Linked DNA regions of Homo sapiens: region 2 is linked to region 1. A link is an interaction called in ENCODE POLR2A ChIA-PET data of the cell type or tissue named here. Cell type or tissue: OCI-LY7. All regions are shown on one strand. Links, peaks and the distances in the headings refer to the core of each region. The heading gives the core; the rest is flanking DNA.

What was found. Peaks named below come from ENCODE experiments on the same cell type or tissue, not always from the same donor. Only the 100,000 strongest peaks of a DNase experiment are listed, where the experiment ranks them.
Region 2: POLR2A ChIA-PET joins it to region 1 with 8 read pairs; 4 of 35 experiments call an interaction of 5 or more read pairs at or near these places.

The regions. Positions count from the first base shown.
Region 1 is chr4:2,974,165-2,990,199 of GRCh38, forward strand. GRK4 (G protein-coupled receptor kinase 4) reads left to right here. Exons shown (of 16, transcript NM_182982.3): 2 at 10,349-10,444; 3 at 14,563-14,675. Among named protein-coding and RNA genes, the nearest start is that of GRK4, 19 kb to the left of the region's middle. In OCI-LY7, for the core only: no CTCF peak of the experiment used is centred there; no DNase peak of the experiment used is centred there.
Region 2 is chr4:3,075,393-3,091,427 of GRCh38, forward strand. HTT (huntingtin) reads left to right here. Exons shown (of 67, transcript NM_001388492.1): 2 at 11,547-11,630. It also overlaps the pseudogene RNU7-33P. Among named protein-coding and RNA genes, the nearest start is that of HTT, 8.7 kb to the left of the region's middle. RefSeq lists enhancers at 1-124, 135-184, 2,465-2,604, 4,282-4,421. In OCI-LY7, for the core only: no CTCF peak of the experiment used is centred there; a DNase peak (open chromatin) is centred at 2,629; H3K4me3 peaks cover 2,487 bases; H3K27ac peaks cover 2,643 bases.

The DNA of each region.
Region 1 (16,035 bases), core at 6,228-11,227:
TTCTTCCTTTATTTTTTCCCATAGCACTTATTATTATCTCATATACGTATATTTTACTTGTACTTTGTTCGTCGGGCTTTCTCCCTAAAATTAAGCTTTATAAGAGGAGGAAGTTTTATTTGCTTTGTTCACTGCTGTATTTTTCATGCCTAGAACAGTTCCTGGCACACATTAGATGCTCAGTAAATATTTGTTGAATGAATGAATGAATGTATGAATAGCAGTTAAGATCATGGGCTTTGGAGCCAGCCAGACCTGGGCTTTATATCTCAGTGCCCTCTTTATACTATCTCAACGACGGTGTCAGTTACTTCAGTTTCACTCAAAAACGGTTTATTGTGTGCCAGGCACTAAGCTTGGCTCTAGGGATACAGGGATGAATAAAAACAGATGAATATCTCCTTCTGAGAAGCTGACAGTCATGGAGGAAAGTACTTAGCTCAGGTAATGTGGAGGATCAGACAGGAGGGCTTTATGGTCCAACCCTGGAAGTGGGTACACCCGTTTTTGGTTGTTTTTTATTCTGATAGTTTTGGGGAAACAGTTGGTGTTCTGGTTGCATGGAAAAGTTCTCTAATGGTGATTTCTGAGATTTTGGTGCACCTGTCACCCGAGTGGTACACCTGTTTTATACATTGCTCTGTCACATGGCCACTTTTAACTGCAAAGGGGGCAGAGCCACAGAAGTACTAGCTGGGCAGCCACATCCTGGCAACGACTCTGCATAATGGGAGTGCGTCTTGAGTTGGCATAGGACAGCTGGCTGTCTGTGCCATGTCTGCCCTCTAGCCACCAAATATCCATGCACAGCCTTCTTCCCTTACAGGTATCCTAATCTCCCTTCAAAGACCAGAATGAGGCCGGGCGCGGTGGCTCTCGCCTGTAATCCCAGCACTTTGGGAGGCTGAGGCAGATGGATCATGAGGTCAGGAGATCGAGACCATCCTGGCCAACATGGTGAAACCCTGTCTCTACCAAAAATACAAAAATTAGCTGGGCGTGGTTGCGCGCACCTGTAGTCCCAGCTACTTGGGAGGCTGAGGCAGGAGAATCGCTTGAACCTGGGAGGTGGAGATTGCAGTGAGCCAAGATCACACCACTGCACTCCAGCCTGGCCACAGAGCCAGACTCTGTCTCAAAAAAAGACCGGAAAGACCTCTGCTCTATTTCCTCCATGAGGGCCAGACGTGGCTCCTCAGGATTCCGCAGCCTACATAAAGAACCAAATGATCTTCCCTCCTCATACCTAATATACCGTGGGGGAGCAGAGGCAGGGTGACTATTGTAGAAATTCCCTTTTAGAAAAGGAGGAGCAGGGAGCCCTCAGTAGACACTGGCCCGTCAGCAAAAGGGCCCTGTGCGGGTGGGGAACATTCCTTGATTAGCGCCCAGTTCTGCCCTCACCTGTGTTCACTGTGTCCCATGGCTCCACCCCCAGGACATTTTCCTCCTTGAGCCGGCTAACATGGACAGACAGATGAAACCTCCACAGGTTTCTGGAGCAGTGCAGAGCTTTGCAGACCCACTTCTACGGATTTAAGTTTGTGGGCTTGAAGGTTGTTTCAAGGCTCAAGCAGTTCAAGGCTGTCTTCATCCTGGATCCAAGTTCTTCAGCACTATATTTCTCTCAGAAACATAGTCAGCTTTTGATCTTGTTAAGCTAAATTTATAGGTGGCCATTGGTTTGTACTGAGCTCCTGCACTAGGCCCCAAAAATCAAACCAAAATTGAGTCAGTCCTGCTAAAGTTCCATGTCACCATGCTGAAAGTTGTTTGACCTTTGGAGAAATCAGGAGAGATACATAGTAGCCAAATCCCCAAACAGGCCGGTTTTAGCCAGCATGATAAGGAGGTCCCCTCTGCTTCAACCTTTGCAAGGGGCAAGGAGCAAGGGAAGTAACTCTGAAAGGACTAGTCTGCTTTTTGTTCTCTGTGTCTGCTTGCTTCAGCCCTTTTCTGCCTATAAAACCAAACTCCTCTGTTTAGCTCATTGAAACACTCATTGTTTTCTTTCTCTTTCTCTCTTTCTTTCTCTCTCTTTCCCTCCCTCCTCCTTCCCTTCTTCCTTGTTTTTTTTTCCCTCTCTTTCACAGGCTCTTGTCTGTTGCTCAGGCTGGAATGCAGTGGCGCAGTCATGGCTCACTGCAGCCTTGACCTCCTAGGCTCCAGTGATCCTCCCACCTCAGCCTCCTGAGTAGCTGGGACTACAGGTGCACACCACCATGCCTGAGTAATTTTTTTTTTAGAGATGGGGTCTCAGTATGTTGCCCAGGCTGCATTCTGTTTTTTAGAAGGAGGTGTTGCCCAATTCTAGCATTGCAAATAAAAGCCAACTAGATTCCAATTTGAAATTTGATGTAATTTTGTCCTTTGATGATATGTTTGCTTCCAGCCAGTTCCATGTGCCAGTAGTTGCACCCACCGTTCTTTCCTAGACACATTCTCAAGCTTGAATTTTCTTTCTTTCTTTTTTTTTTTTTTTTTTTTTGGTTTGATACAGAGTTTTGCTCTTGTTGCCCAGGCTGGAGTGCAACGGCATGATCCCAGCTCACCACAACCTCCGCTTCCAGGTTCAGGTGATTCTCCCGCCTCAGCCTCCCAAGTAGCTGGGATTGCAGGCACATGCCACCACGTCCGGCTAATTTTGTATTTTTAGTAGATACAGGGTTCCTCCATGTTGGTCAGGCTGGTCTCAAACTGCCGACCTCAGGTGATCTGTCCACCCCGGTCTCCCAAAGTGCTGGGATGACAGGCGCGAGCCACCGCACCCGGCCGAATTTTCTTTCTTTCAAGTCTCTACTCCCCAGATTAGTTGGGGGCTGTCTTGAGGCAGCAGTATGGGTGGGAAAACCACACCCCTGATCTGCTTGCTGCACAGAGCTGAGTTTTTATCTGCTTTTGTCTTTCAAAGCCTTTTCCAGTCTTATTTTCCACTGTTTGGGGGTCCAGGAACAGGCGGCCTTTCATACTCTCTAAAGGCCCAAATTTCTGGTCTGTTTGCACTTTTTTTTTATTGCTGCTTACAAAGCCAGCAATTCTTGCTTGAGCTCCCTTCCCCAGCAAAATACCTTCCTCGGTATGATGAGTAACAGCGCATACTACTGCTGTTTGACCTGTTTGCTAGAGCGTGGGGCTCTCCAAGCACTTGGTCTGTGTGTGCTGCCTCTTGAGTTATCATCACAGACAACACTGAACTAAATGTGTTGCTGCTACTGAATAACGCAGAGCTCCGGCTGCTACGCCTACTGCTAGACCATCTGTTTACCCAGGGTTTTTTATTAGGTTAATATTTCCCTCTAGATACTGACATCTGTATCAGTTAAACTGATACTTGCTGCTGTAACAGGTAAACCTTAAAATCTCTGTTGTTTGTGGAGCAATAAGAATAGAATTTATTTTTCATTTCCATAAAAGCCACGTTGAGGGCGGTCAGGGAGGGAGTGGGTGAGTAGACTGTGCTTTGTGCAGTCATTGAGGATTCCAGGCTGGCAGAAGTTCTGAGTCATCAGCACATGGCTCCCAAGATCCTCCTGTGGATCTCGGTCCATCTACGAAACAAAGAAGCGAGAGAGCACGGAGAACCGTGTGGGAGATTCTTCCAGGCCAGGCGTGGAAGTGGCATAAACACTTCTGTCCACATTCTGTTGTCCAGATCACAGTCAGATGGCCCCCCTCCCCACAGGGGACTGGGAAATGTCCCTCATTGGGCTGCCACTTCCCAGCAGCAGCTCTGTTGTGACTATTAGGAGTTCACTATATATTCTGATTACTCATCCCTTATCAGGTATATAATGTGCAAATGTTTTCCCCCATTCCATGGGCTTATGAAGTTCATTTTGCCTATTTTTTCTTTTGTAACATGAGCCTTTGGTGCCCTGACTATATCTCTTTTGACAATAAAATATTTTCCTTCTTTTTTACAGCTAAAATTGAGAATAAACTAGGTTTTATAGAAATTCCTAAAAGTCAGTTGCTGTATTAATCTATCCTAAAGATCCATATTGAGTGGGAAGAAAAAGGGAAAACAACTTTCATCTTTAAAATTACTTTATGTAGAAGGTTCTTGGTTATCTCATAGACTGTGGCTTCACACATTAAGCTAATTGATAATATGCTAAGTTTTTAAGAATCTTTTAAAAACTTGGTCTGATAGGATTCTGTAATTGAGCTAATCGATTCTATTGTCAATCTAAAAAAAGATATCAGAGAAAAATATCTCTGAATTTAATGAATGAATTAGGGAGTAAGCAAAGAGGATTATAATTTGGGATGCACAGCCATGGCGAGCCACAGGTGCACCCGAAAAGGGGAAAGGAAGAGGAAGCTTTTATTTGGCAGACAGGGAGAGGTTCACATAAGCTGCTTGGAAACAGAGTTCACTGGTTCCAGAGGCTCAAAATCGTAGTTGGCATCAGTTCTGTGGTGGAGATGCCACTAGGGGGCAGGTGTTCTTTCAAGAGCATCTTATCTCAATTGCTGCCGTCCTAAAAAAAGTCCAGGCCAGGCAAGGTGGCTCATGCTTGTAATCCCAGTTGTTTGAGAGGCTGAGGCAGGAGGGTCGATTGGGCCCAGGGGTCTGAGACTAGCTTGGGCAACATGGCAAGATCTCTTCTCTACAAAAGCTTTTTAAAAAAATAGCCATGTGTGGCCAGGCACAGTGGCTCATGCCTGTAATCCCAGCACTTTGGGAGGCCGAGGTGGGCGGATCTCCTGAGTTCAGGAGTTCGAGACCAGCCTGGCCCACATGCTGAAACCCCGTCTCTTACTGAAAATACACAAATTAGGCTGGGCACGGTGACTCACGCCTGTGATCCCAGCACTTTGGGAGGCCAAGGCAGGCGGATCATGAGGTCAGGAGATCGAGACCATCCTGGTTAACGTGGTGAAACACCGTCTGTAAATACAAAAAAATTAGCCAGGCATGGTGATGGGCGCCTATAGTCCCACCTACTTGGGAGGCTGAGGCAGGAGAATGGTGTGAACCCAGGAGGTGGAGCTTGCAGTGAGCCGAGATCGCGCCATTGCACTCCAGCCTGGGCAACAGAACGAGACTCCGTCTCAAAAAAAAAAACAAAAAAAAACCCCACAAATTACCTGGGTGTGGTGGCAGGCGCCTGCAATCCCAGCTATTCTGGAGGCTAAAGTGGGAGAATCACCTGAACCCAGGAGGTGGAGGTTGCAATCATCTGAGATGGTGCCACTGCACTCCAACCTGAGTGACAGAGGGAGACTCTGTCTCAAAAAAAAAAAAAAAAAAAAAAAGAGTGGCCAGGCACGGTGGCTCACGCCTGTAATCCCAGCACTTTGGGGAGGCCGAGGCGGGCGGATCACCTGAGGTCAGGAGTTCGAGACCAGCCTGACCAACATGGAGAAACCCTGTCTCTACTAAAGATACAAAATTAGCCGGGCGTGGTGGCACATGCCTGTAATCCCAGCTACTCAGGAGGCTGAGCCAGGAGAATTGCTTGAACCCAGTAGGCGGAGGTTGTGGTGAGCCAAGATCACACCATTGCACTCCAGCCTGGGCAACAAGAGTGAAACTCCGTCCCCCTACCCCCCCAAAAAAAATCCATGTGTGGTGGTGCATGCTTGTGGTCCCAGCTGCTGAGGAGGCTGAGGTAGCTGGATCTCTTGAGTCCAGGAAGTCAAGGCTGCAGTGAGACTTGCATTCTGCATTCTAGCCTGGGTGACAGAGCAAGACCCTATCTCAAAAAAGAAAAAAAATGGTCCAGTGTACCTGGTCTCAGAAATACCTGCATATGTGCCAAATGTAGGTTGTGAAAAGCATGAAATGCATGAAGGATGTGAAAGAATTTCTTGTGGGGTTATTTTAGACACTCCTCCTAATGGTTCTTATCTCAGACATGTAAGCAAGAACCCTTCTTTGTGCCTTCCCAGCTCCAAGTTTCTTTGGGTCTGACAAGAGTGCTTTCATCCTGTTAGGACCAGCTGCCTGACCCTCCACAGGGTACCCAGAGCCTGGACAGTGCCTGGCACACTGGACATGGACAGCAGATGTCTTCTCAATAAATAATTTGTTAGCCAGGATTCACAGTATGGAAGGATGACTGGGGCTGCCATGGCCACCCAGCCTCCCTGGAGCCTTCACTGCCTGGAGCTGGCTGGGAGTGGCAGCAGCCAGGATGAAGAGGAAAGCCTAGCACCTTGACTTGTTTCCCTCATCATCCAAGATGGGAACCCGGGAACCAGTCTTCAGTGGGAATCTTCTGTCGATGTAGGAAACATACCCTAAAGGGGAAGGGAAGGAACACTGAACCCCACTCATGGGCCTGGTACCTTTCTATACAAGTTATCCTATTTAATCTCCACAACAAGCCTACTAGATGCTGAGATCTCAATGTGCAAATACCCCAGAACAGCACCTAGATGAGGCACAGGGACTCACTGGAAGCCTTGTCTTCCTTGGGCCCATCTGTGAGGAGCAGAACAGCTCACCTCTTGCCTGACAGGCTAGTCCTGGGTAATGCATCCAGCCTACCTCTTGTTGCCACCCTACCCCACCGTCAGTGCCACATACCCGTGAACACAAACCCACTGGGGCTGAGCGGCTGTGCCACTGTCACAGGATCCTTAGGGTGTCACTTCACCAGCTGGAGACTTCTGTGGCCAGTGGCGGCTTTACCTGAGTTTTGCTTGGGCCCACTGGGCTCCTTCCACCCACTTGGCCTGGCAGGCTGTGCTTGTCTTTCACTACTGGTCCAGATCCCATGCCTGCCAAGGGCAAGCCAGGTGCAGAGCAGCAAGGGTTGCATGAGCAAATGAGTGTGGGGTCTGGCCATTGGGCACAGCCAGGCATGCCAGCTGTGGCAGGGCAGGCAGCTCCAGGCACAGGCGCTGGTTACCTGCTGTGGCTGTGGCTAGACCAAGCGTACTGCAAGCAGCTGCCACTGTGGGTGCCAGGGAATGCGGTGGCGCCCAGAAGCTTGGAGACTTCAGGAACCACAGAGCTTCAAAGAGGGTGTCACAGCCTTGGCTGGGGGAGGTCCTAAGTCTCGGCTCCCCAAGGGGCCACAGCTCTTATCTCCTCTCTTCTCTCCTTCTCATCACCCACAACGTGGTGAGTTGGGGGGTGTGCTTCAGCCTGTTTGTATTACAGCTCTTTCAGTCCCACCATTCAGTGGGTCCCAAGTTCTTGTCCCATGTCCAGGAAGAATGAGGTACACAGACAACTGGAGGGTAAGCAAGAAGAGGTGCTTTATTGAGTGACAGTACAGCTCTCAGGAGACCCAAAATGGGTAGCTCCTTTCTGCAGGCAGATCATCCCATCGTCTGTGCAGCCCTCAGAGGAGAGGAGACCTGGAGTGGGTAGCTCCTATCTGCAGGCAGGTTGTCCTGATGAGTATACAGCCCTCAGTGGAAAGGAGACCCACAGTGGGTAGCACCTCTCTGCAGGCAGGTTGTCCTGTTTTCTGCCCAAGTCTGGCTGAGTCTGGGGTTTTTATAAGCTTCAGAGGGGAGGAAGTACATGCTGATTGGTCCGTGGGCGGGCCCAGAAAAACCACCATAAGTTCTCACTCCAGTCTGCAGAACTGGCAGCCCGGCTGTCAGGCTTCAGTCTATCCCTGGCTTGAAGGTGAGGTTTCACTGGGGACCCTGCCCCTTTCTACCCAGGAGCCTGTCTGCCTCCTGCCCTTGTTCATGGTGCCCTGGCTGTTTGTGTGCCCTGGCCTGCACTGAGCTGAACTCAGCCACGCCTTGGCCTCCCTGCCATGCTCATTGGTGTCCAAAGTCTGGAGGGGGCTGAGGTGGCAGGTGGCTGGTGTGTCAGCACCGCCCCTATCGTGCACACACCTGGCTGGGTTGTGACAGTGCCTGGGCTCAGCCACAACTTTGATCCAAAATCGGAGCAGGTGCCAGGAGCAGTGAGAGGCCAGTCAGTGGGAACAGGCACTTCTGAGCCTGCAGGGGCAGGGGGGCTTCCTGGGCTCCTGAGAGCACAGGGATGCCCAGGTCAGCAGCTGTGGCTGGGTGGCTGCAGCTGCTCCCAGTAGTGTGGGGCTCCTGCCCCACCAACCTGGAAGGGGGTAGGGCTCCCACCTGTTCCTGGCTTCCGCCGGCACTGGCCACTGCTGCCAGCACCACCTCATCCAGGCCCTGCCTGCCTCGCTGCTTGGATCCTGGGAAGGTGGAAGCACTGGTTCTAAGCCTACAGGCAGTGTCAGGCTTAGGAAAGGAAGGACATAGCAGCCAGGCTGCCATGTTTCTTGCTAGTTACTTGAGTAGTGTAAAGTTGGGAGAAGCCAGGGAACAAGAGAAAGCAGAGATAGTGAAATATGAATAAGACCAAGAGGGACTTGTTCTCTGCTCAATGATTCAGCAGCTTGGGCACAGAAGCACCACTGAAGATGTAAGCCATGTCTCAGGGCACTTGTAGATCATGCTTGTTTTCCACTTGTGGAATCTAGAGGGCAAAATACTGCATCAGGCAAGTGACAGCTCAGCTCTGTACTCCTTTAAGAGGTCAGATAAAAATGGCATATCCCAAAGAACAGTTCTTATTTCAACTGAAGGGAGAACCAGCAATAACCCTGAAAAAAATAACCCATAACCAAAGATGATAGCCTTTTTTCAGTGCCTACTGCTTCTCTGGAATGAGTTTCTGTGTTCTCTGTGAAGGGACAGGAGGAACAGGTCACCCTTTCCCCACCCTTCAGTGACATAGGACATGGCTGTCACTGACACAGCACTTGACATATTCTCTGGCATTGGCAGGTGGTTGTTACATGTTTATTAAATAAACAAATCTTAACAGAAAGAAAAAATGTGGACTGGATTTGAGGGGGAAGATTATGAGTCTAGGGTGAACATGTTGAATGCCAGGTGCTCTGGACATCTTGTGGTGTGGGACGTGAGTCCAGAGCTCATGATCTCAGTTGAAATATTGAGTAGGGGGAGTAGAAGAGCAAAACTAAGGCTGAGGAAGAAGCTCTTACATCTTTGATGGTTTTCTTTTTTGCAGATATCAAGTCTGTATCTCTAGCCGAGCCTCTTCTGAGCTCATCCCAGTCTACCCATCTTCCAAATGTCTGTCTCTTACAATTTTCCACACTCACCGTATTTAAGACAGAGCTCATCGTGTTCCAAGGAAATGTGGCTTTTGCCCTGGTTTCCTAATTCTTCCAAATGGTCCTGGAGTCTTAGTCACCCAGCCTAAGCCATTATGTTCTCCTGGATAAAATTCAGTAAAATTTTAGCTGCCCAGAAGGCTTGAGATTGAAGATGCTCATTTCTCTGAGTTGAATTAAAGAAAAAATGGTGCTTGTTTAAAAGATCTTTCTGAAGTATTATAGTGTAGCCTTTTCCATCATTCTGGTTTCACCATGGGATGCTCTTCTCCCAGCACTTGCCAAGACTCTGCCACTCACATCCTTCAGGCCTCTGCCTAAATGTGACCCCTGTAGGGAGGTCTTCTCTGATCCTACCTTAGTCAAAACAGCACCTTCCACCTTTACCCTGCTTGATTTTGTTTCATATTTATCACTATATGATTAGCATTTTTTTCTTATCTCTTATCATTATCTGATTTGTGCACCTGTCTCCCTGTATTAGTCCATTTTCACACTGCTGTGAAGATACTACCTGAGACTGGGTAATTTATAAATAAAAGAGGTTTAATTGACTCACAGTTCTGCATGGCTAGAGGGGCCTCAGGAAACTTACAATCATGGTGAAAAGCGAAGGGGAAGCAAGGCACGTCTTACATGGTGGCAGGAGAGAGAGAGGGGGAGAGAGAGCACAAGGGAAACTGCCACTTTTAAAACCATCAGATCTCATGAGAACTCCCTCATTATCGCAGGACAGCATGGGGAATCCGTCCCCACGATCCAATCACGGGACTCCCACCTGGTCCCTCCCTCGACATGTGGGTATTATAATTTGAGATGAGATTTGGGTGGGGACACAGAGCCAAACCATATCACTCCCTCACTTAGAATGCGAGGGAGGGACTTGGTCTTTTTTACCATCATATGCCTAGTGCTTTGAAGGTTTTTGGTACATAGTAGATGCTCAATAAATATTTCTTTGATAAATACTTATAAGCAGCCCTGAACAATATGTCATGTTAGATCTTGTTTACAGATTTGGAAACTGAGGCTCACCATGGCTTCTAAATGGCAGAGCTAGTGACAGATTGCTTCCCTTGGGAATTTTATACTTCATCAAGCAGCTTTCCAGATAAGACAAATTATTATAAGCATGTATTTTTATTCATGATAGGTACCCAAACCACTCAAACAGAAATGTTAAGATATATTGGTGGAAGTAGTTGTTATAATTGGATATTTCTGACTGTTAAAGGAAATTGCCTTTTTTCTCCCAAATTCAGGAGGATATGGCAAAAAAAGTGGTCGTAGTAAAAAATGGAAGGAGATACTGACACTGCCTCCTGTCAGCCAGTGCAGTGAGCTTAGACATTCCATTGGTGAGTAAATAGTGCCTACTAATGCTTGGATGGTACATCTGGCATGATACCATTCATTAGATGTTATTCTTTCTTGAGTTCCATGTTTGTTTCAAACATTTTATGATAAATTCTCCTTATATCTTCATGATTCCTCTCAGGAAAAAAAATCCTTTAGATTTTCTGATCTGCAGTTATAAAGTTGGCTGTTGACTTTTTCATTAAAAATATATATTTTTTATAGAGGTGGGGTCTCACCATGTTGCCCAGGCTGGTCTTAAACTCCTGAGCTCAAGCAGTCTGCCCACCTTGGCCTCCCAAAGTGCTGGGATTACAGGTGTGAGCCACTATGCCCGCTCCCCATTAGAAACATTTTTTACAAGTAATATATATACTCATTGTTCTATACATTACTGAAGAAAAAGTAAAAATTCCTCTCCCCATGACCGAGCCAATTATTGTCTGTAGAAGAAACACTGTTAAGTATTGTTTAGTAGCCTTCCAGACAGTTTTCTATGCACGTTTTAAAAAATTATTGAGCCAGGCCGGGCGCAGTGGCTCACGCCTGTAATCCCGGCACTTTGGGAGGCCGAGGTGGGCGGATCACGAGGTCAGGAGATCGAGACCACGGTGAAACCCCGTCTCTACTAAAAATACAAAAAAATTAGCTGGGTGCGGTGACGGGTGTGTGTAATCCCAGCTGCTTGGGAGGCTGAGGCAGGAGAATGACGTGAAACCGGGAGGCGGAGCTTGCAGTGAGCCGAAATCACACCACTGCACTCCAGCCTGGGGAACAGAGCAAGACTCTGTCTCAAAAAAAAAAAAAAAAATTATTGAGCCAGGCATGGTGGCACATACCTGTAGGTGCACCTACTTAGGAGGCTGAGGCAGGAGGATCCCTTGAGCCCAAGAGGTTGAGTCTAGCCTGGGCAACATAGTGAGACCTGTCTTGAGAAAAAAAATTAATGAGGGAAAGAAAGAAAAAAGAAAAGAAAAATTTCTAATGATCTTCAGGAAAGGATTAGTCAGATAAAAATATGGTATATCAGTGTAACAGAATACTCTGCAACTGTAAAGAATGAGAGTTAGCTACAGGTCCTAACATGAGCCTAAGGAGTCAGATACAGAAGGCCGGGTGTGGTGGCTCACGCCCGTAATCCCAGCACTTTGGGAGACTGAGGTGGGCGGATCACGAGATCAGGAGATCGAGACCATCCTGGCTAACACGGTGAAACTCCGTCTCTACTAAAAATACAAAAAAATTAGCTGGGCGAGGTGGCGGGCGCCTGTAGTCCCAGCTACTTGGGAAGCTGAGGCAGGAGAATGGTGTGAACCTGGGGAGCTTGGAGATCCCACCACTGCACTCCAGCCTGGGTGACAGAACAAGACTCCGTCTCAAAAAAAAAAAAAAAAAAAAGAAGTCAGATATAGAATCATGTCTATAGAGCAATCATAACTGTATTTTTTAACAATAGAATTTTCAGTTCAAAGGGTACATGCATTTAAAATTTTGATATTGCTAAATCACTGCCAAAAAGATTGTATCAATTTACCTTTCTGTCAACAGTATGTAACAAACTTTCTTTGTGATGCCTTTGCTAATACTGGTTGTTGTCAGTATTTTTAATATTTGCTAAACTGCAATTTGAAAAATGGTTTCTTTTCTCGATTATGGATGGGGTAGAACATTTCCTTTTTTTTTTTCAATGTTTCCTTTTTCTTTTCTAATTCATTTATAAAAGTTCTTTATATATAAAAGGTGTTATCTTTTTTTTTTTTTTTTTTTTTGAGACAGAGTCTCGCTGTGTCGCCAGGCTGGAGTGCAATGGCATGATCTCGGCTCACTGCAAGCTCCGCCTCCCAGATTCAAGTGATTCCCTGCCTCAGCCTCCCAAGTAGCTGGGACTACAGGTGCCCACCACCACGCCCGGCTAATTTTTGTATTTTTAGTAGAGACTGGGTTTCACCAGGTTGGCCAGGATGGTCTCAATTTCTTGCCCTTGTGATCCGCCCACCTCAGCCTCCCAAAGTGCTGGGATTACAGACCTGAGCCACCGCGCCTGGCCCTCAGTGTCTTTTTTTCATACAGAAGTTTTAGTATTTTTATAGAGACAAATATATCAGTCTTTTCCTGGTTAGCTTCTGAGCTTTGTGTTATCTGTAGGAAGGACACATTTATTCCAAGATTATTTTTACAAACCAATCCATCTTTCCTTTAGTACTATTGTAGTTCCTTTTAAAGAAAGATGATGAAGTATTATATTTATAAAAATTAGTTTCAGGTGGTATAAAGGAGCTAGTATTTCCCTCATTGTTGTAACCCCCCCATTGTTTTAACTCCACTGAGTATTTTAAATAACTGCTTCTTGAAGATATAATTCATATGCCATACAACTTATCCATTTAAAGTATATAATTCAATAGTTTTTAATATATTGAGTTGTGAAACCATCACCACAGTCAATTTGACAGCATTTTCAGCACCCCAAAAAGAAACGCCACACCCATTGATAGCCACTCCTGACTCCTTCCTGCCCGCTACCTCCAGAGCTAGACAACTACAAATCCACTTTCTGTCTATGTCTTTGCCTGTTCCAGACATTTCATATAAATGGGAATCATAAACTATGTGGTCTTTTGTGACAGGCTTTTTTTACGTAGCATAATGTTGTCAAAGTACTTCATCCTTTTTTGTTGGTGAATAATATTCCATTATATGGATATATCACATTTTATTTAGCCATTCATCAGTTAATAGACATTTGAGTTGTTTTCTACTTTTGCCTGTTATGAATAATGCTGCTATGAATATTCATGTACTAGGCTTTTAAAAAATGATGATAAAATATACATAACAAAAATTACTGTTTGAAATGTACAGTTCGGTGGCATTGAGTTGGATATTGCGTGGACATACCACATTTTGCTTATCTGTTCATCTGTTGATGGACATTGGGTTGTTCCAAGTTTTTGGCTGTGTGAATAGTGTTGCTGGGAACATTGGTGTGCAAATACCTGTTTGAGTCCGTGCTTTCACTTGTTTTGTGTATGTACTCAGAAGCAGAATTGTTGGCCAGGCGCAGTGGCTCACGGCTGTAATCCCAGCACTTTGGGAGGCTGAGGTGGGTGGATCACTTGAAGTCAGCAGTTCGAGACTAGCCTGGCCAACATGGTGAAACCTGTTTCTACTAAAATTACAAAAATTGGGCCAGGCGCCATGACTCATGCCGGTAATCTCAGCACTTTGGCAAGCCAAGGCAGGTGGATCATCTGAGGTCAGGAGTTTGAAACCAGCCTGGCCAACATAGTAAAACCACATCTCTACTAAAAATACAAAAATTACTTGGGTGTGGAGGCATGTGCCTATAATCCAAGGTACTCAGGAGGCTGAGGCATGAGAATTGCTTGAACCCGGGAGGTAGAGGTTGCAGTGAGCTGAGATTATGCCACTGCACTCCAGCCTGGATGACAGAGTGAGGCTCTGTCTCAAAAAAAAAAAAAAAAAAAAAAAAGAAGTAGAATCATATGGTAATTCTGTGTTTAACTTTTTGAGGAACGCCAGACTCTTCCAAACCACTGCCCTGTGTTACATTCCCAGTAGCAATGTGTTCAGTTGCTTCACATCTTTCCCAACGCTTTTGATTTTCCTCTTTATTTTTCATTGAATCTAATCCTAGTGGGTATGAAGTATCTTACTGTGTTTTGATTTGCATTTCTCTAATGAATAATGATGTTGAGCATATTTTCATGTGCTTATGGGTCATTTGTAAACTTTTAGAGAAATGTCTGTTCCAATCTTTTATCCGTTTTAAAAATTGGATTGTCTTTTTGTTGTTGAGGTATAAGATTTCTTTCTATGTTCTAGATATTAGATGCTTAACAGATAAGCAGGAGAATCGCCTGAACCCGGGAGGCAGAGGCTGCAGTGAGCGGAGATTGTACCGCTGCCCTCCAGCCTGGGCGACAGAGGAGGGAGACTGTCTGAAACAAACAACAACAACAACAACAAGATGAAAATAATACGGCAAATACTGTTCTTGACTTTTACTGTATCGAGTGAGAACTGTAAGGCTTAGAACAGCATGTGGTGGACTGTAATGATTCTATTTGTTTGCTTCTTATCCCTTTGCTTCACCCAGAAAAGGATTATAGCAGTCTTTGTGACAAGCAACCGATAGGAAGACGTCTCTTCAGGCAGTTCTGTGATACCAAACCCACTCTAAAGAGGCACATTGAATTCTTGGATGCAGTGGTGAGCAGTTTATCTCCATATTGAGCAACCACCCAATCTTATGCTTTTGAAAATGTAAAAACTTGGCCAGGCGCAGTAGCTCATGCTGTAATCCCAGCATTTTGGAAGGCTGAGGCGGGCGGATCATGAGGTCAGGAGATCGAGACCATCCTGACCAACACAGTGAAACCCGTCTCTACTAAAATACAAAAAGTTAGCCGGGCGTGGTGGCGCGTGCCTGTAGTCCCAGCTACTTGGGAGGCTGAGGCAGGGGAATCACTTGAACCAGGAGGCGGAGGTTGCAGTGAGCCGAGATCGCACCACTGCCTTCCAGCCTGGGCGACAGAGCAAGACTCCGTCTCAAAAAAAAAGAAAATGTAAAAACTAGACCTGGGCAATGATGTAGGAGTGGAGGGACTGGTTGTCTTGGTGTCATATTATCTTATTAGGACAGAAATCCCTTTAGTCTGAAGTGGTATTTTGTGTAGAATTACGTCTCAAGTGTTGGAGAATCACATGTAGTCATTGAATGACTTTGAAACTTGAGGCTTGAATTGTATGAAGATGACAAACTAATTAAGATGATAATGCTTTTTTTATTTTTTATTTTTTTGAAATGGAGTCTCTCTCTGTCTCCCAGGCTGGACTGCAGTGGCATGATCTTGGCTTACTGCAACCTCCGCCTCCTGGGTTCAAGCAATTCTTCTGCCTCAGCCTTGTGATCCACCTGCCTTGGCCCCCCAAAGTGCTGGGATTACAGGCATAAGCCACTGTGCCCGGCTCTAAGATGATAGTGCTTGTTCGGCTACCAGAAAAGTGTCCTTTCTGCACTCAACTGGCCAATGCTCTTAACTTAAAAACGCTTTAACCCAGAAGCATATGGAAGGGATAAAGTTTGTGTAAGAAGAATGATCACTTTGGATGGAATTTACTATGCTCAAGAAAGTTTCCAACATTCTCATGTATCCTGTTTGAGATTTACTGTGATTTCCTTATAGGTAAAGAAACTTTATGTTTCTCAGTCTTTGTGGGTACCATTGGGAAGCCTAGACTTTCAAAGCTATGAAATTCAGAAGCAAGTGACCAATAGAAAATTGGTGGAATTTAGCAGAAAATCTCTCTCACTTTTGTACCAGGGTTATGATCCTTCCTCTCTCTGCTTTGGCCTGTCTTAATTGTATCGGCAAATATGTATTGAGTGCTTATTATATGTGGACATATATGTCTTATATCATTGAGTTTGGATTTGATTTTCCTCTAACACAGCTTTTTAAAACTTTAAAATGTATATATATTTATTTATGATATATTCTTTTCAGAAAAACATTTGCGGCTGTTTTGTTGTTTGCTTCCTTCCCTCAGATCTCTCCCAGTCCTTTCC
Region 2 (16,035 bases), core at 653-5,652, 96 kb after region 1:
GGATGCGAAGAGTTGGGGCGAGAACTTGTTTCTTTTTATTTGCGAGAAACCAGGGCGGGGGTTCTTTTAACTGCGTTGTGAAGAGAACTTGGAGGAGCCGAGATTTGCTCAGTGCCACTTCCCTCTTCTAGTCTGAGAGGGAAGAGGGCTGGGGGCGCGGGACACTTCGAGAGGAGGCGGGGTTTGGAGCTGGAGAGATGTGGGGGCAGTGGATGACATAATGCTTTTAGGACGCCTCGGCGGGAGTGGCGGGGCAGGGGGGGGGCGGGGAGTGAGGGCGCGTCCAATGGGAGATTTCTTTTCCTAGTGGCACTTAAAACAGCCTGAGATTTGAGGCTCTTCCTACATTGTCAGGACATTTCATTTAGTTCATGATCACGGTGGTAGTAACACGATTTTAAGCACCACCTAAGAGATCTGCTCATCTAAGCCTAAGTTGGTCTGCAGGCGTTTGAATGAGTTGTGGTTGCCAAGTAAAGTGGTGAACTTACGTGGTGATTAATGAAATTATCTTAAATATTAGGAAGAGTTGATTGAAGTTTTTTGCCTATGTGTGTTGGGAATAAAACCAACACGTTGCTGATGGGGAGGTTAATTGCCGAGGGATGAATGAGGTGTACATTTTACCAGTATTCCAGTCAGGCTTGCCAGAATACGGGGGGTCCGCAGACTCCGTGGGCATCTCAGATGTGCCAGTGAAAGGGTTTCTGTTTGCTTCATTGCTGACAGCTTGTTACTTTTTGGAAGCTAGGGGTTTCTGTTGCTTGTTCTTGGGGAGAATTTTTGAAACAGGAAAAGAGAGACCATTAAAACATCTAGCGGAACCCCAGGACTTTCCCTGGAAGTCTGTGTGTCGAGTGTACAGTAGGAGTTAGGAAGTACTCTGGTGCAGTTCAGGCCTTTCTCTTACCTCTCAGTATTCTATTTCCGATCTGGATGTGTCCCAGATGGCATTTGGTAAGAATATCTCTGTTAAGACTGATTAATTTTTAGTAATATTTCTTGTTCTTTGTTTCTGTTATGATCCTTGTCTCGTCTTCAAAGTTTAATTAGAAAATGATTCGGAGAGCAGTGTTAGCTTATTTGTTGGAATAAAATTTAGGAATAAATTATTCTAAAGGATGGAAAAACTTTTTGGATATTTGGAGAAATTTTAAAACAATTTGGCTTATCTCTTCAGTAAGTAATTTCTCATCCAGAAATTTACTGTAGTGCTTTTCTAGGAGGTAGGTGTCATAAAAGTTCACACATTGCATGTATCTTGTGTAAACACTAAACAGGGCTCCTGATGGGAAGGAAGACCTTTCTGCTGGGCTGCTTCAGACACTTGATCATTCTAAAAATATGCCTTCTCTTTCTTATGCTGATTTGACAGAACCTGCATTTGCTTATCTTCAAAATATGGGTATCAAGAAATTTCCTTTGCTGCCTTGACAAAGGAGATAGATTTTGTTTCATTACTTTAAGGTAATATATGATTACCTTATTTAAAAAATTTAATCAGGACTGGCAAGGTGGCTTACACCTTTAATCCGAGCACTTTGGGAGGCCTAGGTGGACGAATCACCTGAGGTCAGGAGTTTGAGACCAGCCTGGCTAACATGGTGAAACCCTGTCTCTACTAAAAATACAAAAATTAGCTGGTCATGGTGGCACGTGCCTGTAATCCAAGCTACCTGGGAGGCTGAGGCAGGAAAATCGCTTGAACCCGGGAGGCAGAGTCTGCAGTGAGTTGAGATCACGCCACTGCACTCCAGCCTGGGTGACAGAGCGAGACTCTATCTCAAAAAAAATTTTTTTTAATGTATTATTTTTGCATAAGTAATACATTGACATGATACAAATTCTGTAATTACAAAAGGGCAATAATTAAAATATCTTCCTTCCACCCCTTTCCTCTGAGTACCTAACTTTGTCCCCAAGAACAAGCACTATTTCAGTTCCTCATGTATCCTGCCAGATATAACCTGTTCATATTGTAAGATAGATTTAAAATGCTCTAAAAACAAAAGTAGTTTAGAATAATATATATCTATATATTTTTTGAGATGTAGTCTCACATTGTCACCCAGGCTGGAGTGCAGTGATACAATCTCGGCTCACTGCAGTCTCTGCCTCCCAGGTTCAAATGCTTCTCCTGCCTCAGCCTTCTGAGTAGCTGGGATTACAGGCGCCCACCACCATGTCCAGCTAATTTTTGTATTTTTAGTAGAGATGGGGTTTCACCATGTTGGCCAGGCTGGTCTTGAACTCCTGACCTTGTGATCTGTCCACCTCGGCCTCCCAAAGTGCTGGGATTACAGGTGTGAGCCACCATGCCTGGCTAGAATAATAACTTTTAAAGGTTCTTAGCATGCTCTGAAATCAACTGCATTAGGTTTATTTATAGTTTTATAGTTATTTTAAATAAAATGCATATTTGTCATATTTCTCTGTATTTTGCTGTTGAGAAAGGAGGTATTCACTAATTTTGAGTAACAAACACTGCTCACAAAGTTTGGATTTTGGCAGTTCTGTTCACGTGCTTCAGCCAAAAAATCCTCTTCTCAAAGTAAGATTGATGAAAGCAATTTAGAAAGTATCTGTTCTGTTTTTATGGCTCTTGCTCTTTGGTGTGGAACTGTGGTGTCACGCCATGCATGGGCCTCAGTTTATGAGTGTTTGTGCTCTGCTCAGCATACAGGATGCAGGAGTTCCTTATGGGGCTGGCTGCAGGCTCAGCAAATCTAGCATGCTTGGGAGGGTCCTCACAGTAATTAGGAGGCAATTAATACTTGCTTCTGGCAGTTTCTTATTCTCCTTCAGATTCCTATCTGGTGTTTCCCTGACTTTATTCATTCATCAGTAAATATTTACTAAACATGTACTATGTGCCTGGCACTGTTATAGGTGCAGGGCTCAGCAGTGAGCAGACAAAGCTCTGCCCTCGTGAAGCTTTCATTCTAATGAAGGACATAGACAGTAAGCAAGATAGATAAGTAAAATATACAGTACGTTAATACGTGGAGGAACTTCAAAGCAGGGAAGGGGATAGGGAAATGTCAGGGTTAATCGAGTGTTAACTTATTTTTATTTTTAAAAAAATTGTTAAGGGCTTTCCAGCAAAACCCAGAAAGCCTGCTAGACAAATTCCAAAAGAGCTGTAGCACTAAGTGTTGACATTTTTATTTTATTTTGTTTTGTTTTGTTTTTTTTGAGACAGTTCTTGCTCTATCAGCCAGGCTGGAGTGCACTAGTGTGATCTTGGCTCACTGCAACCTCTGCCTCTTGGGTTCAAGTGATTCTCATGCCTCAGCCTCCTGTTTAGCTGGGATTATAGACATGCACTGCCATGCCTGGGTAATTTTTTTTTTTTCCCCCGAGACGGAGTCTTGCTCTGTCGCCCAGGCTGGAGTGCAGTGGCGCGATCTCAGCTCACTGCAAGCTCCGCTTCCCGAGTTCACGCCATTCTCCTGCCTCAGTCTCCCAAGTAGCTGGGACTACAGGCGCCTGCCACCACGTCCAGCTAATTTTTTTGTATTTTTAATAGAGACGGGGTTTCACCGTGTTAGCCAGGATGATCTTGATCTCCTGACCTCGTCATCCGCCGACCTTGTGATCCGCCCACCTCGGCCTCCCAAAGTGCTGGGATTACAGGCATGAGCCACTGTGCCCGGCCACGCCTGGGTAATTTTTGTATTTTTAGTAGAGATGGGGTTTTGCCATGATGAGCAGGCTGGTCTCGAACTCCCGGCCTCATGTGATCTGCCTGCCTTGGCCTCCCAAAGTGCTAGGATTACAGGCATGAGCCACCATACCTGGCCAGTGTTGATATTTTAAATACGGTGTTCAGGGAAGGTCCACTGAGAAGACAGCTTTTTTTTTTTTTTTTTTTGGGGTTGGGGGGCAAGGTCTTGCTCTTTAACCCAGGCTGGAATGCAGTATCACTATCGTAGCTCACTTCAGCCTTGAACTCCTGGGCTCAAGTGATCCTCCCACCTCAACCTCACAATGTGTTGGGACTATAGGTGTGAGCCATCACACCTGGCCAGATGATGGCTTTTGAGTAAAGACCTCAAGCGAGTTAAGAGTCTAGTGTAAGGGTGTATGAAGTAGTGGTATTCCAGATGGGGGGAACAGGTCCAAAATCTTCCTGTTTCAGGAATAGCAAGGATGTCATTTTAGTTGGGTGAATTGAGTGAGGGGGACATTTGTAGTAAGAAGTAAGGTCCAAGAGGTCAAGGGAGTGCCATATCAGACCAATACTACTTGCCTTGTAGATGGAATAAAGATATTGGCATTTATGTGAGTGAGATGGGATGTCACTGGAGGATTAGAGCAGAGGAGTAGCATGATCTGAATTTCAATCTTAAGTGAACTCTGGCTGACAACAGAGTGAAGGGGAACACCGGCAAAAGCAGAAACCAGTTAGGAAGCCACTGCAGTGCTCAGATAAGCATGGTGGGTTCTGTCAGGGTACCGGCTGTCGGCTGTGGGCAGTGTGAGGAATGACTGACTGGATTTTGAATGCGGAACCAACTGCACTTGTTGAACTCTGCTAAGTATAACAATTTAGCAGTAGCTTGCGTTATCAGGTTTGTATTCAGCTGCAAGTAACAGAAAATCCTGCTGCAATAGCTTAAACTGGTAACAAGCAAGAGCTTATCAGAAGACAAAAATAAGTCTGGGGAAATTCAACAATAAGTTAAGGAACCCAGGCTCTTTCTTTTTTTTTTTTTTGAAACGGAGTTTCGCTCTTGTCACCCGGGCTGGAGTGCAATGATGTGATCTCAGCTCACTAAAACCTCTACCTCCTGGGTTCAAGTGATTCTTCTGCCTCAGCCTCCCAAGTAACTGGGATTACAGGCGTATACCACCATGCCCAGCTAATTTTTGTGTTTTTAGTAGAGATGGGGTTTCACCATGTTGGCCAGGCTGGTCTCGAACTTCTGACCTCAGGTGATCCACTCGCCTCAGCCTGCCAAAGTGCTGGGATTACAGGTTTGGGCCACTGCACCCGGTCAGAACCCAGGCTCTTTCTTATACTTACCTTGCAAACCCTTGTTCTCATTTTTTCCCTTTGTATTTTTATTGTTGAATTGTAATAGTTCTTTATATATTCTGGATACTGGATTCTTATCAGATAGATGATTTGTAAAAACTCTCCCTTCCTTTGGATTGTCTTTTTACTTTCTTGATAGTGTCTTTTGAAGTGTAAAAGTTTTTAATTTTGATGAAGTCGAGTTTATCTATTTTGTCTTTGGTTGCTGTGCTTCAAGTGTCATATCTAAGAAATCATTGTCTAATCCAAAGTCAAAAAGGTTTACTCCTATGTTTTCTTCTAAGAATTTTAGAGTTTTACATTTAAGTCTGATCCATTTTGAGTTAATTTTTATATATGGTTCAGGTAGAAGTCCAACTTTATTCTTTTCCATGTGGTTATTCAGTTGTCCCAGCACTGTTTGTTGAAGAGACTATTCTTTCCCCATGGAATTATCTTAGTACCCTTGTTGAAAATTAATCGTCCTTAATTGTATAAATTTATTTCTAGACTGTCAGTTCTACCTGTTGGTCTTTATGTCGATCCTGTGCCAGTACCATACAGTCTTGATTACTGAAGTTTGTGTCACAGTTTAAATTCATGAAATGTGAGTTCTCCAACTTTGTTCCTTTTCAAGATTGATTTGGCCATGCTGGGTCCCTTGCATTTCCGTACGAATTGTAGGATCAGCTTGTCAGTTTCAACAAAGAAGCCAAGTAGGATTCTGAGAGGGATTGTGTTGAATCTGTAGATCAACTTGGGGAGTATTCGCATCTTAACAATATTGTCTTCCACCTATGAACATGGGCAAACTTTGTGTAAATGGTCAGATTGTAAGTATTTCGGGCTGTGTGGGCACAGTGTCTCTGTCACAGCTACGCGGCTCTGCCATTGTAGCATGAAAGTAGCCATAAGCAATATGTATGAGTGTCTGTGTTCCAATAGAATTTTATTAATGACAAGGAAGTTTGAATTTCATATAATTTTCACCTGTCATGAGATAGTATTTGATTATTTTGGTCAACCATTTAAAAATGTAAAAACATTTCTTAGCTTGTGAACTAGCCAAAAATATGCAGGTTATAGTTTTCCCACTCCTAGGTTAAAATATGATAGGACCACATTTGGAAAGCATTTCTTTTTTTTTTTTTTTTTTTTTTTTTGAGACGGAGTTTCACTCTTGTTGCCCAGGCTGGAGTGCAGTGGCGCGATCTCGGCTCACTGCAACCTCTGCCTCCCAGGTTCAAGACATTCTCCTGCACGGCCTCCCTAGTAGCTGGGATTACAGGCATGCGCCACCACACCCAGCTAATTTTGTATTTTTAGTAGAGACGGGGTTTCTCCATGTTGGTCAGGCTGGTCTTGAACTCCTGACCTCAGGTGATCCACCCGCCTCAGCCTCCCAAAGTGCTGGGATTACAGGGTGTGAGCCACCACACCCTGCTGGAAAGCATTTCTTTTTTGGCTGTTTTTGTTTTTTTTTTAAACTAGTTTTGAAAATTATAAAAGTTACACATATACATTATAAAAATATCTTCAAGCAGCACAGATGAAAAACAAAGCCCTTCTTGCAAGTCTGTCATCTTTGTCTAACTTCCTAAGAACAAAAGTGTTTCTTGTGTCTTCTTCCCAGATTTTAATATGCATATACAAGCATTTAAATGTGTCATTTTTTGTTTGCTTGACTGAGATCACATTACATATGTATTTTTTTACTTAACAATGTGTCATAGATATTGTTCCATAGCAGTACCTGTAATTCTTATTAATTGCTATGTAATATTTTAGAATTTCTTTTTAAAAGAGGACTTTTGGAGATGTAAAGGCAAAGGTCTCACATTTTTGTGGCTGTAGAATGTGCTGGTGACATATTCTCTCTACCTTGAGAAGTCCCCATCCCCATCACCTCCATTTCCTGTAAATAAGTCAACCACTTGATAAACTACCTTTGAATGGATCCACACTCAAAACATTTAGTCTTATTCAGACAACAAGGAGGAAAAATAAAATACCTTATAAAGCACTGTTTAATATTGTATTAAATTGGATCAATTTGGGGGCTAGAATGTATGTTAGAGACATGATATGTCCATAGGTCCTTGCTATCACAGTGAGGTCTCAGGGACAGTCGTTTGGTATCATTTGGGATCTCATAAGCAGACTCTCTCTGCTTGACCTGACAAATCAGAGTCTGTGTTTTAACAGGTTCAGTGAGTGACTTACATGCACATTGGAGTTTGGGAAGCTCCACTGTAGGTGCTTAGACCTTACCTTTGTTGTTGCTAATAACAATGCAAGCATTTGGGAGGAAGACCTGTGTTGCTCATATGTGTCCAGGTGTAGCTGAGGTGGCCTTGCTTATCTGCTGTAGGGCCGTTGAGCATTTCTGTAGCTGTGATGAGTGAGCTGAGGTGAGCCTGCGGAGAGCTCCCAGCCATTGGTAGTGGGACTCGCTTAGATGAACTGGAAGGACCCTTTCATCTGAGCAGCCACTATGGAGAAAAACAACCGAATGAGGGGAGAGACAATGTGCAATTTTATTTAGGGCACAAAGGAGAGCTGTGGTTAGAAGGTGACATTTGAGTGGAAAGGGGGCAAGCCATGTGTATAGCGGGAGAAGAGAGGTCCAGGCAGAGTTAACAGAAGGCAGAAATGCTTTCCATGTTTGAGAACCAGTAAGGAGGCCAGTGGCTGAAGTAAGGTGAAGGGCAGAAATAAGGATGAGGCTGCGAGAGATGAGAGGTTAGAGACGAGCGTCTTGTGCACCAAGATAAGCTTGTGTGGTCAAAACAAGTAGTTTAATTTATGTTTTTAAAAGATCATTTTGGCTGGGCACAATGGTTCATGCCTGTAATACCAGTAGTTTGAGACGGTGTGGTGGGAGGATTGCCTGAGGCCAGACGACCAGCATAGCCAACATAGCAGCACCTATAAGGTCTCTACAAAAAACTTTAAAAAATTAGCTGGGCATAGTGGTGTGTGCCTGTAGTCCCAGCTACTCAGGAGGCTGAGGAGGCTGGAGGATTGCTTGAGTCCAGGAGTTTGAGGCTGCAGTGAGCTATGATTATGCCACTACACTACAACCTGGGCAAGAGAGTGAGACCCTGTCTCTAAATATACACACACACACACACACACACACACACACACACACACACACACACACACACACACATATATATGTATATATATGCATTTAGATGAAAAGATCACTTTGACAATACCACATGCTGGTGAGGATTTAGAAAAACTAGGTCACTTATTGCTGGTGGGAATATAATATAGTACGGCCACTCTGGAAAACAGTTTGGCAGTTTGTCATAAAACTGAACATACCGTTAGTATACAGCCCAGCAGCAACTACAATCCTGGGCATTAATCCTAGAGAAATGAAACCTTAATGTTCACATAAAAACCTATACTCAAGTATGCATAGCAGCTTTACCCATAATATCTAAGAACTGGAATCAGCTCAGATGTCCTTCAACAGGTGAATGGTTAAACTACTCAGTAATAAAAAGGAATGAGCTACTGATAGCATGCAACAGTTTAGGTGAAGTTATGCTAATGAAAAAAGCCAATCCCAAAAGGTTATACATACTGTATGATTCTATGTTTTTTTGCAATGGCACAGTTTTAGGGATGGAGAATAGATTAGTGGTTGCCTGGGGTTAGAGATGGGGTAGTAGAGTAGGTTAGTGGTGGCAGAGGAGAGAAAAGAGAGGGAGGTGAATGTGGTTATAAAAGGACAACACAGGGGAATACTTGTAATGGAAATGCTTTGTCTTTTTTTTTTTTTTTTTTTTTTTGGCGACAGAGTCTTGCTCTGTTGCCCAGGCTGGAGTGCAGTGGCATGATCTTTTCTCACTGCAACCTCTGCCTCCTGGGTTCAAGTGATACTTGTGTCTCAGTCTCCCATGTTCAGAGTGAAACAAACCAGAGGTAATGTTCATCCAAATAATCCAACACACATGACATTAAAACATCAAGATCAGGTCGGACGTGGTGGCTCATGCCTGTAATCCCAGCACTTTTGGGAGGCCAAGGTGGGCAGATCACTTGAGGTCAGGAGTTCGAGACCAGCCGGGCCAACATGATGAAACCCCATCTTGACTAAAAATACAAAAATTAGCCGGGCATGGTGGTGTGCACCTGTAGTCCCAGCTACTTGGGAGGCTGAGGCAAGAGAACTGCTTGAACCCGAGGGGCAGAGGTTGCAGTGAGCTGAGAGTGCGCCATTGCACTTCAGCCTGTGTGACAGAGTAAGACTCCATCTCCAAAAAAAAAAAACCAAGATCAATTAAAATACAGCATTACTGGGCCGGGTGTGGTGGCTCACACCTGTAATCCCAGCACTTTGGGAGGCCGAGATGGGCAGATCACGAGGTCAGGAGATCCAGACCATCCCGGCTAACACGGTGAAACCCCGTCTCTACTAAAAAATACAAAAAATTAGCCGGGTATAGTGGTGGGTGCCTGTAGTCCCAGCTACTTGGGAGGCTGAAGCAGGAGAATGGTGTGAACCCGGGAGGCAGAGCTGGCAGTGAGCTGAGATCGCGCCACTGCACTCCAGCCTGGGCGACAGAGCAAGACTCCGTCTCGGGGGAAAAAAAAAAATAAATAAATAGAATGCTGTAGTGTCCTTGAGTTTACATGCCCCTCCTTACGCTTGTGTGCCCGTGCAGATTGCTTGATTACACAATTAGAGGAGGCTGGCGGAGGATTGTTTTAATTTTTTTTTTTTTGAGACAGTCTGGCTCTGTTCCCCAGGCTAGAGTGCAATGGCGCAATCTTGGTGCACTGCAACCTCTGCCTCCTGGGTTCAAGCAGTTCTTCTGCCGCAGCCTCCCGAGTAGCTGGGATTATAGGCGCCCGCCACCACGCCCAACTATTTTTTGTATTTTTAGTAGAGCAGCGTTTCACCATGCTGGCCAGGCTGGTCTCGAACTCCTGACCTCAGATGATCTGCTGCCCCAGCCTCCCAAAGTGCTGGGATTACAGGCGTGAGCCACACCTGGCCGTTTGTTTTAATTTTGAAGGTGAAGTGAAAGTGACTACATTTACCAAAAGTGATTGAAAAGCCAGGACTGTTCTTACCCTGTTTTTCCAGTTCTTGCTCAGAGCAAGGTGGTTTCTTTTTCACTTAATCACCATACTTACTTTTCATGTAGAACAAGTCAGTTTGAGTTATCAGTTCATCATCTTAACTAAATTCCATGGGGGAAGGAATTAGTTTTAGTTTCTTAAACTTCCAGGTTTGCTTATTGGACAAAATGAGATAGCAAGGCAGTGTTTTTAAGTTAGATTTTTTATTTCTTTGGTAATACAATTTTCTCAGAAACTTAGTAGTCTTTTAGTTTAGTTGTTTTTAGTTGGTCCTATGTTTTGGATCACCCCTCTCTACTTTATTTTGATAGTGCCAACTGTGAAGACATCTGAAGCCATAGGTTTGGATGGGAAGGAGGCATCTTTAGCCTGATCATCTTCGCCAGGCTGTTTATCTCCTTTTGCTTGGCTGAGAAGTCTTAATAGGAGGCTTATTCCCAGCTATTTGGGGACATAGAAGCAGTTAGCCATTGCTTATATTTTACTGAGGTCTGTGTGGTATGTTGATTGTAGTCAGTTAACGATTTTGAGAACTGAAGGCAGCCTGGTATATATAGAGTAGGTATTAGACTGTGTTTCTTCTAATTGAATTTCCCATCTCTTGTAATCTATGCCATCATCTTCTGTACTGCTGAGAAAGAAAGAAAGTTTCTAATCAAACTATACCACTGGTTGTAAGATGCAGTTTGGCTTTAGTGATGTTAACACATGATTCAAACGTGAAATTGATTGAGTATTGGTGAAATACAGAGGAGATTTAAAGCCAGAAGACCTGGGTTTAAATGCTGGCTGTATGACTTCATATCTGTGTGATCTTGGGCATGTCATGGTTGGCACTTCAATTTCTTCTCTCTATAATGGGGGAAGTGAGGCCAGTCATGGTGGCTCATACCTATAATCCCAGTGCTTTGGGAGGCCAAGATGGGAAGATCGCTTGAGGCCAGGAGTTTGAGCAATTGGGCAACATCGTGAGGCCCCGTCTCTACAAAATATTTTGAAAAAATTAGCCAGGCCCAGTGGTGCGTGCCTGTGGTCCGCGCCACTCAGGAGGCTGAGACGGGAGGATCCTTTCAGCCTAGGAGTTTAAGGCTAAAGTGAGCCATGATTGTGCTATCGTACTCCAGCCTGGGCAGCAGAGCAAGATCCTGACTCTAAAAAAAAGTAAAATAAAGTAAAATGGGGGAAATGAACTGCTTTAGTAACATCATCTGTTTTTTCTGTGAGCAGCGTAGCTTGACAGCCATTGGTGAACTCGTGCCCTGTGCTTCCCTGTCCAGATCCCCATTCTGCCCGCAACATGGAGTATAACGGTTTATTCATAGTAGTCGAGAAACACTCACTGAATGAATGAATGAGGTGTAGAACTAAGTGGAGTGGGTAATTCAACACATATTAATTTCCTTCTTTTTTTTATTTTTAGAAAGAAAGAACTTTCAGCTACCAAGAAAGACCGTGTGAATCATTGTCTGACAATATGTGAAAACATAGTGGCACAGTCTGTCAGGTAATTGCACTTTGAACTGTCTAGAGAAAATAAGAACTTTGTATATTTTCAGTCTTAATGGGCTAGAATATTCTTTGTGTCCCAGCTATTTTAAATGGATTCAGAAATCCATTTAAGATGAAGAAGGACCCTTTTCCCATATTTCTGGCTATATACAAGGATATCCAGACACTGAAATGAATAATGTTCCCTTTTTGTAATCTTTTATGCAAAAATTAAAACCATTATGGTAATTGAACAACATGTTTATGTTTAGTTAACACCCTTAGCAACTATAGTTATTTTAAAACCATCTATGGTTTGATATTTTTGCATTTGTTGCAATAGTAGGAACAGCACAAGACAGTTCAGTTTGTCTCTCTTATTTGCTTTTTCTTGGCAGTTTGCTGTCCTATTGTACCTCTGCTCCTAGCAGTGGCTGGAGCCCACTCCTCTGTGCTTCGGGATTAGTGGGGATCGTGGGGCATTGACTGTAGGTCAGCTTTCCTTGCTTGATCTTTCTCACTGGGATGAACTAGCAGCACCTTCTTTTGTAGCTGCTTTGCTTTTGACTATCTTTCTGACCGTTGTTCCTAGTAGCTGTAGATGGTAAATATATTTAGGCCTGTTTCCAATGGCTCAGTAGGAGACATATTCACCTATGATATCTGAATTCTGTTACCCACATGGGCATGCGTGAAATAGTTGCCTTGCCTTACTTTCCCTTGGAATAAATAATTCATGTTATTCTCCTGGTAGAAGCTAGAAAAAGCCTTTATAGTCAGTCAGAAAAAAATTTTTAGACAAATAATCTTGATTTTAGTACTGACAAAAACGTGTGGTGATTCTTTTTTTAATTTTTTTTTGAGACGGAGTTTCACTCTTGTTGCCCAGGCTGGAGTGCAATGGCGTGATCTCGGCTCACTGCAACCTCTGCCTCCTGGGTTCAAGTGATTCTCCTGCCTCAGCCTCCCAAGTAGCTGGAGTTACAGGCATGTGCTACTGTGCCCAGCTAATTTTGTATTTTTAGTAGAGATGTTGGTCAGGCTGATCTCGAACTCCCAACCTTAGGTGATCTGCCCGCCTCAGCCTCCCAAAGTGCTGGGATTACAGGCGTGAGCCAGGGCGCCCGGTGATTCATTTGTTTTTTCAAAAAATTTCCTCTTGGCCATTGCTTTTCACTTTTGTTTTTTTTTTTTTTTTGAGACGGAGTCACGATCTGTCACCCAGGCTGGAGTGCAGTGGCATGATCTTGGCTTACTGCAAGCTCTGCCTCCCAGGTTCACGCCATTCTCCTGCTTCAGCCTGGCGAGTAGCTGGGACTACAGGTGCTCGCCACCACACCCGGCTAATTTTTTGTATTTTTAGTAGAGATGGGGTTTCACCGTGGTCTTGATCTCCTGACCTCATGACCCGCTCAACTCAGCCTCCCAAAGTGCTGGGATTACAGGCGTGAGCCACCGCGCCCGGCCCTCTCTTGTCTTTTTATTGTGGTAAAATGCACATAAAATTGACTGTCTTAACCATTTTTAGGGGTACAGTTCAGTATATATATTCGTAATGTTGTACAGCCATCACTGCCATCTACTTCATAAGTTTTTCTTCTGTCAAAACTGAACATCTGTCTTCATTAAACTCCCTATCATCCATTCTTTCCTGTAGTCCCTTTCTACTTTCTGTCTGTATGAGTGTAACTGCTCTGGAGACCTCATGTAAGTGGATTCCTACAGGATTTGTGTTTTTTTTTTGGTGATCTGCTTATTTTTAATGCCTCTGTGCATTTGTATTATATACTTTCAAAGTGATTTCACAAAACCGTTTCATTTTAGGTTAACTCATTTCTGTTGTTTGTGAAATACTGTGTATGATTCTGTTCTGTTTCTGTCTAATTTGTGGAAATGTTGTGGGAAGAAAATGAAATAACAAATGAGCATATGTCCTGAAAATAAAAATATAAAAATTCTAAGTTAGCATGCTATTGTAGAATACAACGCTATGATAAAAGTAGGAAAAAAAAAGGTTTGAATTCTATCTCTGCTACCTGTGTAAGCTGGGTGACTTTAGATAAGCTGTAACGTGTTTGAGCCTTACTGGCTCATTTTTGAAATGTAATCCCTAGTTACACAGTTCTTGTGGGATCAGATGGTACATGTGAAACACTGTGAAAAAGCAACTGCATAGATATGTTCATTAGCCACCTGAGCGGGAAGCGTATCCCATTGCGATGCCCATCATCCAAAGCTATATGTTATCTTTACTTTTTTTTTTTTGAGACAGAGTCTTGCTCTGTTGCCCAGGCTAGAGTGCAGTGGTGCAATCTCAGCTCACTGCAAGCTCCACCTCCCGGGTTCACGCTATTCTCCTGCCCCAGCCTCCCAAGTAGCTGGGACTACAGGCACCCGCCACCATGCCTGGCTAAATTTTTGTATTTTTAGTAGAGATGGGGTTTCACCGTGTTAGCCAGGATGGTCTTGATCTCCTGACCTCGTGATCCGCCCGCCTCGGCCTCCCAAAGTGCTGGGATTACAGGCGTGAGCCACTGCCCCTGGCCATCTTTACTTTTTTTGTGAAATGACTTTAAATACTTGGCAAACATTTGGTCATTGTTCATCTGATCTCCACCATCCAGGTCTCAGAGAACATAATTTCTCTCTGAAAGCTTATTGACCCAGGAAATAAGATCTCTTTCAATCTGAGTGCGTCAGGCTTTATTCTTGTCATTTTGTCTTTTGATAATTTTCAAATGGAATTCATGGAATGTTGGCTTATATTCATATATTAGTAAAGTATGTTGAGACATCTTAAGATTGATTTGTGGTTCTATATGCCATATTAAATCAAAATAATAGCTGTTAATGGTTTTCACATTAGTCTGTCTCTTGTTTTTATGGAGTAATGCTGAGAGTTCATTATGCTTGTTCTACAGAAGAGCATGTTAAAAGGAGTTTTTGGAGTCAGAGAGGTTATTCTTGGTTTCATAGGATACACTCTATACTTTTTAGGGATTTCAGAGTATATAGCTGAAGGTGATATTTTATGTAAATATGTTTTATGGAAACTTATTGCTCATCGCTGTTTCCTGTTAACTCTCCTAAAATATAATTAAACTTTTGGAACTTTTTTATAGCTTTTGTGCTAGACTAATTTTTGTCTCTAATGAGGTTATATAAATGGCAGCTTCTGACGTTTTCAATGTAGGAAGTCATTTAAAACTTCATGTATATTGTGAAAATGTAGTCTGCTTTAAGCTCTCTAAAGTGGTCTAAGTTACTGGTTCCTAAGTATGGATGAGCATCAAAATCATCTGGAAAATTTGTTAAAAATACAGTAATGAAGGCACCTCACTGTCCTTTTTCCCAAACATACTTCTGCATTCTGTTTGAGTAGGTAGGGACTACACATTTTTCACAAGTATCCTCTTGGGAATACCCAGGAATGCTTACTTGAGCAACCTCTTACTAATATGTACCTTGATAAGGTGGCTAGGTAAACATAAATATACAAAAATCCATAGATCTCCCATATATTAGCATAAATCAGCTAGAAAATATAACGTTTAAAGATCTAGTTCACAGTAGCACCAATATATCGAACTCTAAGGAATCGATAAATATGCAAAAACTTTATAAAAACTTCTGTTAATGTTTCTGAAAGATATAGGTGACCACTTTCTAGATAGGAAGATTTTATATTACTAAGTTGAATTTTCTCTAAATTAACACAGAAATTTAAAATAATCTTGATCAAAATTCTAGTAGAGGTATTTTTGAACTTGTTCACTGCAAGAATAAATACATAATTGCAAAGAATATCTCAAAATCATCACCAGGCCTGGTGTGGTGGCCCATGCCTGTAATCCCAGCACTTTGGGAGGCTGAGGCAGGCAGATCACCTGAGGTCAAGAGTTTGAGACCAGCTGGACCAGTGCGGTGAAACACTGCCTCTACTAAAAATACAAAAATTAGCTGGGTGTGGTGGTGCATGCCTGTAGTCCCAGCTACTTGGGAGGCTGAGGCAGGAGAATTGCTTGAACCCAGGAGGTACAGGTTGCGGTGAGCCTAGATCGCACCACTGCATTCCAGCCTGGGCGACAAGAGCAAAATTCTGTCTCAAGAAAAAAGAGAAAAAAGAAAAAGAAATCAACACTAATATGGTGAGACTTAATGTATGTGACATTAAAATAGTGATTGGATGTTAAAACAGGTATAGAACAGAAAGAAGAGTGTATGTGTGTATCTGTATGAATTTATGATGGGTGTAACATATATGTATTAGGGAAATGAGGGAAATGATACATTTCTCTGACTTTGGGAGAACATTATATCTCTACCTCATATTGCAAACAAACATAAAGTTCAGATTAATTACCTAAATGTGAAAAAATGAAATAATTTCTTTAAAAAATGTAATCTTAGTTTGAGGAAGG